2 separate regions of the Homo sapiens genome follow, and region 2 is linked to region 1. Evidence: chromatin contacts called from ENCODE Hi-C or POLR2A ChIA-PET data. All regions are on one chromosome and are shown on one strand. The core of a region is the stretch at or near the end of the contact, and the rest is flanking DNA. Distances in the headings are between cores, read along the strand shown.

What was found. A loop is a pair of places that touch in the nucleus more often than their neighbours do. ChIA-PET counts read pairs that join two places held with the same protein, here RNA polymerase II (POLR2A). Pooled maps may share reads with other maps.
Region 2: a map of heart left ventricle shows a loop between it and region 1 (2.1-fold over the local background). The contact joins the enhancer-like site here to the promoter of CORO2B in region 1. A Hi-C loop is called at or near these places in 1 of 168 maps with a recorded cell type or tissue (heart left ventricle) and 3 of 50 pooled maps. POLR2A ChIA-PET finds 5 or more read pairs at or near these places in 5 of 52 experiments (A673, H1, OCI-LY7 and 2 more).

What each region holds. Positions count from the first base shown.
Region 1 is chr15:68,576,061-68,582,348 of GRCh38, forward strand. It overlaps CORO2B (coronin 2B), which reads left to right and starts at 2,933. Exons shown (of 12, transcript NM_006091.5): 1 at 2,933-3,217. The coding sequence starts at 3,203. RefSeq lists an enhancer at 3,121-3,988.
Region 2 is chr15:68,728,155-68,734,442 of GRCh38, forward strand. No RefSeq gene overlaps it. Among named protein-coding and RNA genes, the nearest start is that of MIR4312, 71 kb to the right of the region's middle. Within about 2 kb of position 2,422, at least 11 of the 41 ENCODE cell types and tissues checked have a DNase peak (open chromatin) inside an H3K27ac peak, as active enhancers do; they include heart left ventricle, where a contact is called at or near this core.

The DNA of each region.
Region 1 (6,288 bases), core at 1,683-4,182:
GAGAATCGCTTGAACCCGAGAGGCAGAAGTTGCAGTGAGCCAAGACCACGCCATTGCACTTCAGCCTGGGTGACAGAGTGAGACTACGTCGCAAAAAAAAAAAAAAAAAAAAAAAAGAAAGAAAGAAAGAAAATGCATGTATTTCTCAGTATCTCCTACATGCAGAGGCCGTGACTGGGCACAAGGGGATGTGGCATTGTCTGAGTTTGCCCTTGCTTTTCTAGACCTCCCTTCTGCCTGGGGAGATGTGACAGAAGAGGTGAGCCAGCAGCACAGGAGGGATCAGAAACATTTTCCTTCTGCCTTTGGAGAACATCACATGGGTTGGGGGCAGCAGATTGATGTTCCTAATTACATTTGGCTCAAGCTGCTATTAAGTACTTGTCTCATTCTCAGAGCCCACAACAACGGCGGATGGCGGGAAAGGTGCCAAGAGGCATGCTGGGAGCTCAGGATGACAATCTGGGATTTGAAATCTCTGTAAGATATAAAAGTGGACAGACAAGTCACAGCCATGGGTGCAGGGTGACTGGTGTCCTTGAGTTGCCCTTTAAAGGTTTCCGATGGGGTCCTAGGGCTGGAAGGGCCCTGGAAAGGTCTTGAGCTCCATCCTTCTGGCTAGAGGCTGACCTGCCCAAGACAGCTGAGACAGGGAATCTGACTCTTCCAATGCTGGACAGCTCGCTGGTGGGAAATGCTTTCATGGGCCTAATTTAAATTTCCTCTGCTGCAGGTTAAAGGTATATTTTGCTTGATTTGTTCTTGGTGGCATTAAATATTTGCTAAGCTCCTACTATGTGCCCAGGGGTACACAGTGAGAGAAGGCATGCCTCTGTGCTCAGAGGCTCATGAAAATGAGACCAGACCCTCAGAACTAAATGCAACAGGGAGAGCCATTGGGCTGGAGTTGTCAGGAGAGGTGGCAAGGAGGTGGTGCCGTGAGAGGTGGGATGCGTTTGAGTTAGTGCAGAAGAATAAGAGAGCATTCCTGGCAGGCAAGCAACGTGGGAAGATGCCTTAGGAAGGGTTTTGCACAGAGGAGACGCCTGAGGTCTGCAGCACATCTGCTACCCAAGAGATTTAGTAAGTCCCTGGAACTCCCCTGGGGAACGAATAGCTGCCTACCTATGTCCTAAGACACCTGTGAAACTCAAATAAGGCAGCAAGTAGGAATGGACCCTGCAGTTCACGGATTCAAAGCACAATGCTGAGCTTGATTTAAGAAGACTTTCATTCAAGTCCTCGCTCTGTCACTGTGTGCTCTTGGGCAATTCCCTTCCCTTCTCTAAATCCGTTTACTCATCAGCAAAATGGGGACGGTAATTCTTTCCTCACACTGTTGCATTTAGGACTCCCAAGAAAATGTGGTTAAAAATGGCAGGGCCGGGGGCGGTTGCTCATGTCTGTAATCCCAGCACTTTGGGAGGCCGAGGCGGGTGGATCACGAGGTCAGGAGTTCGAGACCAGCCTGGCCAATACGGTGAAACCCCGTCTCTAATAAAAATAAAAAATTAGCCGGGCGTGGTAGCGCGTTCCTGTAGTCCCAGATCCTCGGGGGGCTGAGGCAGAAGAATCGCTTGAATCCAGGAGGCGGAGGTTGCAGTGAGCCGAGATCGCGCCACTGCACTCCAGCCTGGGCGACAGAGTGAGACTACTCCGGTCTCAAAAAAAAAAAAAAAAAAAAAATTGCACAATGACCCACAAAGCACTTCCTGGAGGCTGGTTACTCTATTATTATTGCTCCAATCTAGACACTGGTCTCCCGGAAGGCAGGCATCCCATCTCCTCTCTGTTCCCCCAGCACTTTCCACAGAGCAGGTGCTCATATATGACGTTGCCTTCGCTGTCCAGGTGAATTGCACCGGTAATTACCGTGGAGCAGGAAGCCAGCACTTCCGGGCTTGCCAGGCTGTCCTGCTTGGAGAACCCCTCTGCTTCCACCTCTGCTAACTCCTCCCCTCCACCCTCTCCGCGGTTCTGTATCTGCGGAAACCGGTTCTGCTCAGGTGCTTGGGAGGGAGACTCCTTTCTCAAGACTTGCGAGGTCACCTTCAGGTGACTGTCCCTCAAATCTCCGCAGCAGCTCCAGGACACACTGTGCCCCGAGTCAGGATTGGATCAACACACAGGACGCACCTGTGTTATCACTCCACCAGTAGAGCGGCACTCAGTGGTAGTGTAGACAGTCCTAGGGCAGGGCAGCTTCTATAACAAGAGGTTCCTTAGGGAGCTAGCGGCCGAGTGGAAAGAGCGGGAGGAACGGCTCGGGCAGGCAGGTCCTGTGCTGTGGTCTAAGTCACTTCCCACGTCCGTCCCACTCTGATCGTCAGTTTCCTCCTCTGCAAAACTCACTAAGGCGGCCTTCGGGCAAGTCATCGCGGCGGGAATTAGATTCGAAAGAGTGCTTACACAAATCCGTCTGGCCACCCTGTGCCCCGGGCCAGCGCGAGGTGGGGGTGCGGGCAGGGCTCCCGGGCTTGCGGCTGCCACGCCCCTCCCAGCCCGCCGCGCCACACTCACGGCCCACGGGCCGACTTTGCGAGCCTCCAGGGGGCGAACCCGACCGCCTTCTTTGCCCGCGCAGCGCCTCGGCCGTCCAGCCTGTGACTTCACCAGCGTCCCCGGGCCAGCGGGACACCCGAGAGCCCGGGGCGCCGCCCGTTCTCCCAGCCGGCAGGTGCCGGGAGCCAGCCTCGCCCAGCCGCGTGGCGTCCGCAGGCCCGAAGGGGTTAAGGCCGCGGACCCGGGCGCCCGTCCGGACTCCGGGAGCAGCGGTGCCCGGCGGCCGGCGATCGAGCGGGAGGCTCGGGGCACGGCCGCTGGCGGGCTGCGCTTCCTCCTCCTCCTCCCTCCGCCTCCTCCTTTGTAGCGAGTTCCCGGCCCCTCTTCCTCCCCCCGCCCCCCAGCCCGGGCCCTCTCCCTCTCTCCCTTTCTTCCTGCCTCGCCTTCCTGCGGCGAAGGAGGCTCATCTATTATAAATGCACATTCGGGGCTGACATCAGCGACGAGCGGCGGGCGAGCGCCGACGAGCGGTCCCTGCGCGCTGCCCGCCCGGAGCGCAGCCCCCAGGCTCGGCCGAGCCGCCGGCGGGGCGCGGGGAGCGAGCCGGGAGCTGCCGGACCCCCTTCCGCCGCCGCCCCGGGCCGCCGCCGCCGCCCCCGCACGCCGCGCCCGCGCCCCCGCTCCGCCGCGGAGTTTCTGCATGACTGTCACAAAGGTAAGCGCCGCTCGCCCGCCGCGCCCGGGACCCGCCGGCGCCTGCATCCCCCGGGCTAGGCTGCGGGGGGCGCGGGGGTGTGGGTGTGGGGAGGGGGCGCCGGTGCCGGGAAGGTGCGGCGCGCGCCTCTCTTGCTGCCGGATCCGCTCGAGTCACTCCGGCCCCCAAGGACTGCGGAGGCCAGGGGGAGGATGCCGCTCTGGCAGCCCCGGCGGTTTGGCCAACATCCCTCCGCGCCCGGCCCAACCCCGGGACTGCATTTTTAACCCTTGTTTGGGATGCTGCATTTTTAACCCCTGGAGAGCTGGGCTGGGCGGCTAGCGGTGTCCCTCCAGGGAGTGCGCGGCGGGAAGCGTCGCTGGCAGGGGCTGGTGCTGAGCAGTGGGTGTGGGGATGGGCCTGCCGCCCCGAGGAGGCCAGCGGAGGGGAAACCCCACCCCACCTGCCAGCCTCTGCCGCCCATGCCGGGAGCGCTGGCTCCACTCCAAAGCCACTCTGTGCAGAAGGCGCTGCCCAGTCCCGGGAGCCGCTACCAGAGACAGGGCAGGTCCAGGTGGTTGGCTTGAAGATGTGGGGAGGGAATGTGACAGGGGAAGCAAAGGTGGGCATCTTGGCAGCCCCCATATTGGAGGATGATTGTTGGGCCTTGTCATAGGGGCCCACGTTTATTGGAGAGACTTCAGGGGCTTCCTAGTTGTAGGGAGGAAAGAGTTAAGAGGAAAGATGATGGGGCAGTGGAAAGTGCCAGGGTCAAGGGACCAGGGAGACCTGAGTTCAATCCCAGCTCTATCCCAGATCCCCTGGATGACCTTGGTCGGGGAGGGGTCCACTTTGGGCCTCAGTTTCTTCTTGTGTGCTGTGAGGGTGATAATATGGGTCCTGGGTTGTGACAGGCTGTTAAAGAACCAATAACATCAAGGGTGTGAACCCACACTCTTCAGAGAGATCTGTCTGGGTACTGAGCTCACAGTCTGGCGGTGGCCTCGGGCTTGGCCGTCCATTCAAGGGCCAGACTCCACCCTTTCCAGCTGCCCAGCTGGGTCCCAGAATTGGGGAGCTGGAGGCCAAAGTGGGACCGGCAGCCCAGAGTGGGGTCAGATGGAGGGTCAGAGCAGTGGGGCCAGATGGAGGGTTGGGGTGCAAGTGATGGAGGTGGGGTGGTTTTGGCTCCTTCTGGTAAGCCAGGGCCTACCCTTGCCCTCCTGAGGTCTGCCCCAAGACTGAATGTTTGTGCGGATTCTTGGGCCCAACTCCAAACTTTGCCATTGGCCCTGGTTCTGGGACTTGGGAGCATTGTGAGAAGATGAACTTGAGGGTGCAGGGGCTTCCTCAGCTCTGGCTACTTCTGGCAGGGCTGTTGTGGCCCACCTGGGGTAAGATGCTTAGGGTTTTGAAATGATGCAAATGCTATTCAGCTGGGAGGGATATTAAGGTTATTAATGTCAAAGATGCAAGCAGGCTGGGACAGAGGAGTAATGGATGGGCCCGGCTAGAGAGAGAAAGGGTGTGAGGTTTTAATAATAGCGCTGAGGATTAACTCAGCGCCTCCCCTGTGTCTCTTTTTGTGCGCGAGCTCATGCAGCCTTCCTTCCCTGGAGGCCTGCAAGGAAGGTGTGTTCAGTTCTCTTTAACAGTGGAAGGAACTGAGGCTCAGAGAGGTGAAATGACTTGCCTGAGGTCACACAGCATGTATGTGGCAGAGCTGGGGTTTGCCCTCAAGTCTGTCTCAATCTATGGCCAGTGATCTTTGCACTGCTCTGCATCGTTGGGCATCCTGGCTACTGGGGGACTTCCATGGTAGAGGAGCACTGCTTGGAGACCTGAACCTTGAAGCAGGGATGGGACAGGGAGTCCATGAAAGTGGGTGCTTACCTGTTAAGCCCACTGGCAGGCCTAGCTTCTTGGTATCCAGTAACTATTCAACACTCCTCCACCCCCATACCCAGCCCCCAACAAACCCTCCATGTCGCTCACCTCCTGCTCTAACCAATGTGGCTTTGGCTTAAGCAAGCTCAGGGGATTAAATAAAATCCCCACCTTAACCCTATCTTCTCTCCCCTTGCTGGCCCTTCACAGACCAGCGTGTTCTTGTGGGGAACAGAGAGCAAGAGGGATGCAGGAAAGGCACTGGGGACTGCTTTGCTGTCTACAAGCCCGCTGGTAGTAGCTCTTCCAGTACCATAGGGAAAGCCACCATGCTCTGGAAGTCTGAAGGCCTGGCCCCTAGTCCTAAATTAGCCACCAACAGGCTGTGTGACCTTGGACCAGTCACTTCCATCCTTGGGCCTCTGTTTTTCTATTTGTCAAATGTAAGACTTGGTTCCAATGATCTCTAGGGCCTCTTCTGCTGAGCCTTGGTGCAGCTTCAGTTCTGGCAAGAAAGTCACCTCTGATGGAGATTGGGAGACTCTTTGTTCTCTGAGGGGTGGTCTGTTTACAAGACAGATATGAAGGAGAACCCTAAAGAGGGTGTGAGAGGTAGGATCGCTGCTGACACACTGGGAGCGGTAGGTAGGGGAGGAAATGGGTTCGAGAGTGAGCTCCCAGGGCAGTGTCTAGGGCTCTAGCCTTCTCTGCTGCTGCTTCTCCAGGCAGAGGGTCATGGCTGGGTCCCAACTTCCTGCCCCTTGGACGAATGCCTTAGTCCTTGTATCAGGTCCCCTCAGGGCAGAGTCCTCTGGGCCAGGGTTAGGTATGGACTGCAGGAGCTCTGAGCTCAGAGAGGCCTGGCAAGTGGAGAAGAGGAAAGCAGATGGCAAGTTGCTAGATCCTCAGTAGCACTTCTGTAGAGGAGGTGAGCCTGTTTTCCATTTTCCGCCTCTCTTTCATACATCCCCTTGCCCCCTTAACCATGAGGCACAGCTGCTAAAGCTGCCGGCAAACCCTGTGGTTTCTGAAGGACTCCTGCCCTAACTAGCCTTAGGAACACAGAGCCCCGGAGAACTTCTAGCCCTGTGGCATTTCTCCTGGCTATGTTTTAAACTTTATTTGATTGTATGTAATTTAGTAAGTTACCTTACTTTCTTTATAGGATGAGAAAGAGAAGAAAGCCAGAAAAAGGGAAGAAAGAG
Region 2 (6,288 bases), core at 1,172-3,671, 150 kb after region 1:
CACTGTTCTACCGCTATTCAATAGATGCTGCCCCGTGTTGGGGTCTGGGTGAGACCAACGCTCTACATTGGAACGGTGCCTTGAAGTTTATCAGGCAGGATTCCACACACTTGACTCATTTGATCTTCATAGCAGCTCTAATTGGTAGGTCCGATTATTCCTGTTTTCAAGAAAAGCAGTCAGGCCCAGAGTGGTGACATGTTCAAGGTCACTCAGCCAGTGTAGTGGGGGAAATACACAGGGACTGGGTCTTATGAGCCAGAGCCAGAGAAGGTCTGTGTTCCCAGTCCCCAGCCAGACTCAGAGCTGGGCAGAGTCTGTTCTGGGAGCGTGGCCGGGGCCCATTCTGAGACCAGGGATGCTAGATATCCTCAGTCTCTCAGTAGTCCAAGGTTGTCTTAAATAAGAGTTGTCAGGCTGCAAAGTGAACAGGCACCCGGCAGTGTGTACACCACAGGAAACTCAGAAGAGCCAGAAGAAAGCAGTGTGGGCCTTAGAAAAGGGGTGAGGAGGAAAGGATAAAGGGCTGCAGAGGAACAGCGGGCAGGACACCGGGAAGGCGTGGTCCAGGCCTGGCCCTACCCTCGACTAGTTGTGCAACATTGAGTAAGGCTTTTTTTCTCCCTGGGCCCCATTTTCTCCATCTATAAAATGAGGGGATGGGACAATTTCTAGGGTCCCTTCCTGGTGTGTCATCCTAGGTTTCGTTACACTAGCAGTTGAGAGGATGGGACAAATCCCCAAGACCACCCATTGTCTAGCACGAGTGATTAAAAAAAAGAAGAAATTTATTGGGAAAAAGGAAGCAAAGAATGACTTCCTACAGGACTTGGGTGCAGAAAATCACTTTTGCTGAGTCTCAGGGAACAGGTGAATGGATAAGGTTATCTGTCTCATATGTACTTCTGTCCCACCTAATCTCCAATTCTGAGCCCAACGGGGCGGCTGTTTATCATTACTTATTATGGTACACTGTCTAAGGTCGGGCTCGAACTTGCTTTCTGTCTCCCCACTAGCCCATTTTCCCAACTGCATTTGTTGAATAACTCATCAATTCCCCATTGGCTGGCTGTGTATCCTTAATTTCTTCATATGTTATATATTCCATGACTAGTCTGTTACGCTGGCCCCTCTGCCCATTACACACTGCGAATTACACTGCCTAGCCCAACACATTGCTTTAATTATCATAATGATGTAGGAGAGTGCCATTCATGGCTCTTTGAACCTGTCCCCACTGCCATGCTCCCTACCAGGTGTCTGCTCCCTTCTTTTCTCCAAGTAAGGATACCTTAAGCTAAACTTCAGACCCTTCTCTTCTACGGAGATGTCCCTAATGCCTTTACCATCAGCAAGAGTATCCTCCTGCACGTGCCTACAACTCTTTATCCTACCCCTGACACCTAATCGAATTTTCAACTCAGTTTAACACATACCAAGTAGCTGCATCTATTTAGGACCAGGTGCTGGGAACCATGACATGAGAAAGAACAAGCCCTGCTCTTGAGGGGCTCCAGCCAGTGGTCTATGTATAGGCATCATATCATCCAGCAGGACCTGGAGCCCTTGGAGGCTGGGATGAGCTTTATCCTAGGCTGGGTTCAGTGTGGAGTGGGCAGTTTGTTCTGGGATTGGACGACTCCTGGGTTGTCTTCCAGCCAGCCTCCTGAGATCCCAAGATGGGCTTGGGCATTTTTAGACTCTCTCCTGGTGCTGGGCAAACATCCCAGACTGCCAGTGGACCGTGCAGAACGTGGCTGCTTCTTCACTGTGGGAAATGACTTCATGTTGAAAACACCCCCACCTCCCGGCCCCCGCCCCCCCAGCCTTCCTGCTTGGAAGGGCTGCCGTGATGGGGGCTGCCTGGAGCAGAGGCACTTACCTCGGCCACAGGAAACATTACCAGATCCTTCTCCTCCCCCTGGTCAGCCTGCACAGGGACTGTAGGGCTATGGTGCAGGGAGGGGAAGAGGCCTGCCTGGAATGTTGGCAGAGGCTCCTCATTCTCTGTGTATGTGTGTTTCCTATTTGGGAACAACCTGCAGCCTGTCTTTCCTTGGAATTTTAATTCAGTAACAAGCACAAATGGGTCAGCCTTACTCAGAGAAAGGTGAGTGTCTAGAGATCGGGTGAGAGTAGTTCTAGCAAGCTCCTGTCCCAGAGCCCCTCCCTTGCATCTGGCTTGTCACACTGCCCAGAATCCCCCCATTAGCACATAGTTTCTTTGGGTTAAGCATTGCCCTTGCCAGAACCATCTCCATGTGCAAATCCCCCTGGGATTGGGATGCTGGTATGAATCGGGAGAATGGATCCAGCGAAGGGGACACGGGAACAATGAAAGACGGTGGGCCTCGAATGAGAGGAGGGAGGTAGGGACACTGAGCAAGGTCACAGTGATGACAGCAAGATTCAAAGACCAGGAGTTTGTAGAAACTTGAATCCAGCCAGCAGGTGGCAGATTCTGGCCTTCCTATCAAGCCCATTTTTTCTAAACTGGGTCCCTTTTGCACCTCCCACTCACTCCAGAATTAATGATCCAACCATAGGCACTGAGGCCTCATGGCAAAGCAGGCGCACACAACAGCCAGGAATCAAAGCACCCCAGGTGGAGAAGGGAGGCTTGAAGGAGGGCAGCCCAGGGACCAACTGTTTCCAAGGCACAGCCAGAGGAGGGCACGCACCTCACCTTCCTCCCTACGGGGCTGTGGAGACCCTGCCTAGTCTTCCTTGAAGCACAGGAAAGAGGCTTGGTCTGGTTGTTCTCACCCCACCCAGGCAGCCTCTGACCTGCTCTGTGATCTTGAGCAGTTTCCCTACAGGAATAGTGACAGGGATGGGGCCCTTTCTGCCTGGAGAGTCTGCGTTTAATGAGGCTTGGGCTGAGGGGGTGGTAGAAGGAAGAGCTGGAAAGTGAAGGGGGGCAAAAAACTAGGGGTGGAGGGACCAGGTGTCCAGGCCAGACATCTGCACTCGGCCAAGTCCGGCCCAGCCCAGCCTGGGGCTCGCTGCTGCAGCCCACGCAGCCTCCAGGAAGCTCCTGATGAGACAAACAGGACCAGTCGTCCAGGGTCTCTGCTTCCCAAGCACGGGAGCAGCCCAGGACACAGAGGAAGAGGCCAAGGCCAGACCCGGGAAGCCCTGAATTTTTGCCCTGGAAGGCTGGACTCCACCCCAGGCCATGAGGAGCTAAGGAAGGGCTTGAATCAGGAGTGGACACCTCCCTCTGGCTACTTCAAGGGAAGGGATTGGAGGGCAACACAAGCCGGGAAACGGTGGGGGCTGGTGGGTTGTCCAGGTAGGAGATAGGAGTGGCCCAGCCTGGGGCAGTAGTTATGGCAGAATTAAGAGAGCTTGCTGAGATAAGGAACTGACCTTGATCCCAGGGGTGGGTGGGAGGAGGGGATAGGGAGGCAACAGGGAAGAGGGAGGAAGAGGCAGGTTAGGAGAACTCAGAAATGGAACCAGAGCTGGGACAGGGATGACCCACCCCCTGCTGTCTAATGGGGCACTCCCCAAAGATAGGGATCGTGTTCTCTAATCCCCTTGTAAACCAACAACAGCAGTGCTGGCCACACCTTTCTTAACGAATGTTCCTTTGGCTACCTGAGAGAGGAAGGGCTGGTCTTAGAAAGCATGTTGGATGCCGGGGCGAGGTGGCTCATGCCTATGATCCCAGTAATCCCAGCACTTTGGGAAGCCAAGGTGGGAGGATTGCTTGAGGCCAGGAGTTCCAGACCAGCCCGGTCAACATAGTGAGACCTCATCTCTATTGGAAGAAAGGAAGGAGAGAGGAAGAAAGAAAAGAGAAAGCTTGTTGGGCTTTTTTAATCACTGAAAGACCTGGCAGGCCCTAGAACTTCTTAGCAGTGTGATTCAAGTGATTCTAAATCCCCCACCCACCAGCCGTCTCCCATTCTAACTTATCCCCCACCGGCCTGAAATTCACATAGCTCTCTGAAAGTCATTTATAATAATGAAATAATGAAAACAGCTTATTTTTCTTTGCCTACTGGAATTTTGAGACAGTTTTCATTCAAAATTATTTTATCAAATATTTATCAAATGCCTTTTCTGCATCGGGTATTGTCCTAGGTGCTAGAATAAGATGTAGTTCTTGGTCTCAGAGAGGTTCCAGTCTGGTTTATAATTAAAATTCATATTCAATGCAGAGAGAAATGTCTGGAAGGACTGAGATAATTAGCAGTGATTATCTTCAGGGTAACAGGATAAGAGAAGAAGGTATTCTTTAATTTTAAAGACATTTTAAATGTATGTAAAGGTTTAGGATTTGCCACGACTGTGTCCCTTGGGATGAAATCTCAAGCTTATTCTGTTCAGTTCACCAGGTATGGGTGCTAGGGCTTTTCCTCCCACATCACCTCTGCCCCTTTGGAGGGCAGTTGGATGGGGTGAGCAGACAGGGCTGGCCAGGTGTCACTTCCATTGTACACTTGACAGGTGGAGTCCTGACCAGAAGGCCCAGCCACCACCACACAGCCCCACAATGCGAGGCATGCCTCACAGGGATCCCAGCACAGTCCACTGTGGCAGCAGATGCTCAGCCTTTCCCTGATCCTCTTGTTGCTGACTCTGCCCTACCTACCTGATCCCTCCTGGTCTGGTCCCACCCACTGATCTCCTCCCACTCCACTCAAGGTGGCCCCAATCCCTAAACTTGCATAGGGCGAGGTACACTGTCTCTTCACCCGTTTTCTTCCCAATCTACCGCTTGTGGCATAAACCTTATGACCTGCTTTCTCTGGCATTGAGCCCTTTCTTCTCTTCAAATCAAAAGCCCTGGCCAGGCACGGTGGCTCACAACTGTAATCCCAACACTGGGAATCCGAGGCAGGAGGATTGCTTAAGCCCAGGAGATCGAAACTAGGCTGGGCAACATAGCAAGACTCCCATATCTACAAAAACATAAAAAATTAGCCAAGTGTGCTGGTGCATGCCTGTTGTCCCAACTACTCAGAAGGCTGAGGCTGGAGGATCCCTTGAGCCCAGGAGGTGGAGACTGCAGTGGACCGTGATTGTGCCACTGCATTCCAGACTAAGCGACACAGCAGGACCAAGAACCTGTCTCAAAAAAAATTAGATAAAAATAAAACCCTTGGCTTTTAAGACTTTACTGTCTCAGCCATGAATTTTTGCAAATCTGTTTAAAAACTCAAAAGCTGGGCACTGACTATTATTTATTTGTGTATTCCAGCTATCAGAATCCTGATCCTCCCTCTAGCAATGAAAACTACTGGCTGAGTGGGAGGAGGTACACCAGGAACTATAGGATCAACTGTGACTACTTCCAAAATCTACCCTCTCCCACTCCCTGCACCACCATGTATATATAAATGGCCAGAGGTATTAAGGCCATATGGAATGGAAGGATTTTAATTAATGATAATATGGAACTGGAGAACAGTGTCCTTTTGCTAATTTTCAATGAACATCTGCTGGACAATGACACTACAGTAGGTGCCAGTGATATAAAACCAACTGAGATATACAAATCACTGGACTTGGGGGCTTGGTTTAGGGAAAGATGCAGACATGCAAATCAGTAATTACAATTCAGTGTTGAGTACTAGATCAGAGCAATCAAGATGCAGAAGACAGAGGACAGAACTCGTGGTGGCAGGTCATCTGAGTTCCTAAAGTGAAAGCAGTTTTCTAACCGAGAAGAGGGAGAACGGCACTGCAGTCAGAGGAAGAGCATGTGCAAAGTGAGAGAAAGGAGGCAGCTGGCATGTGGGGAGAATCCCAAAGGGCTTTGAGTTTCCGAAGCCAACAAGAAGGCTGGCGAGAGGACAGTCAGCAAAGGGCCTTATACTCAGGCTATTTACTTGGAATGTACTTTTTATGCAATGGAAAACCTCAGAAGGTTTTAAAGCATCAGAATGACCGGGTGAAATTTGAAACATTTTTTAATAGTGCACACACAATATTTCTCTCTCTCTTTGTGTGTGTGTGTGTGTGTGTGTGTGTAAGAGAAAGGGAAGGAAAGTGGTGTGTTATATATACAGAGATTCAAAATAAAATATGTTTCTCACTATGGGTTGCAATCAACAAACTTTGAAAGCCACTGGTCTAGAACTTGATAATGGTGCAAAGCAGAGAGTAATTGCCTACAGGATTTCCAGGAGAGAGGATTTAACCCATGTGTGGCTGCCAGGGATGGCTTCCCAGAGGACAGTCGGCCATGGGAACTGGGCCTTAAAGGAGGAAAGGGTGTAGGGGAGGGGAGAGGGAAAAGCATGAGGGAAAGGCATGGCAGAGGGGCCCTAAGAA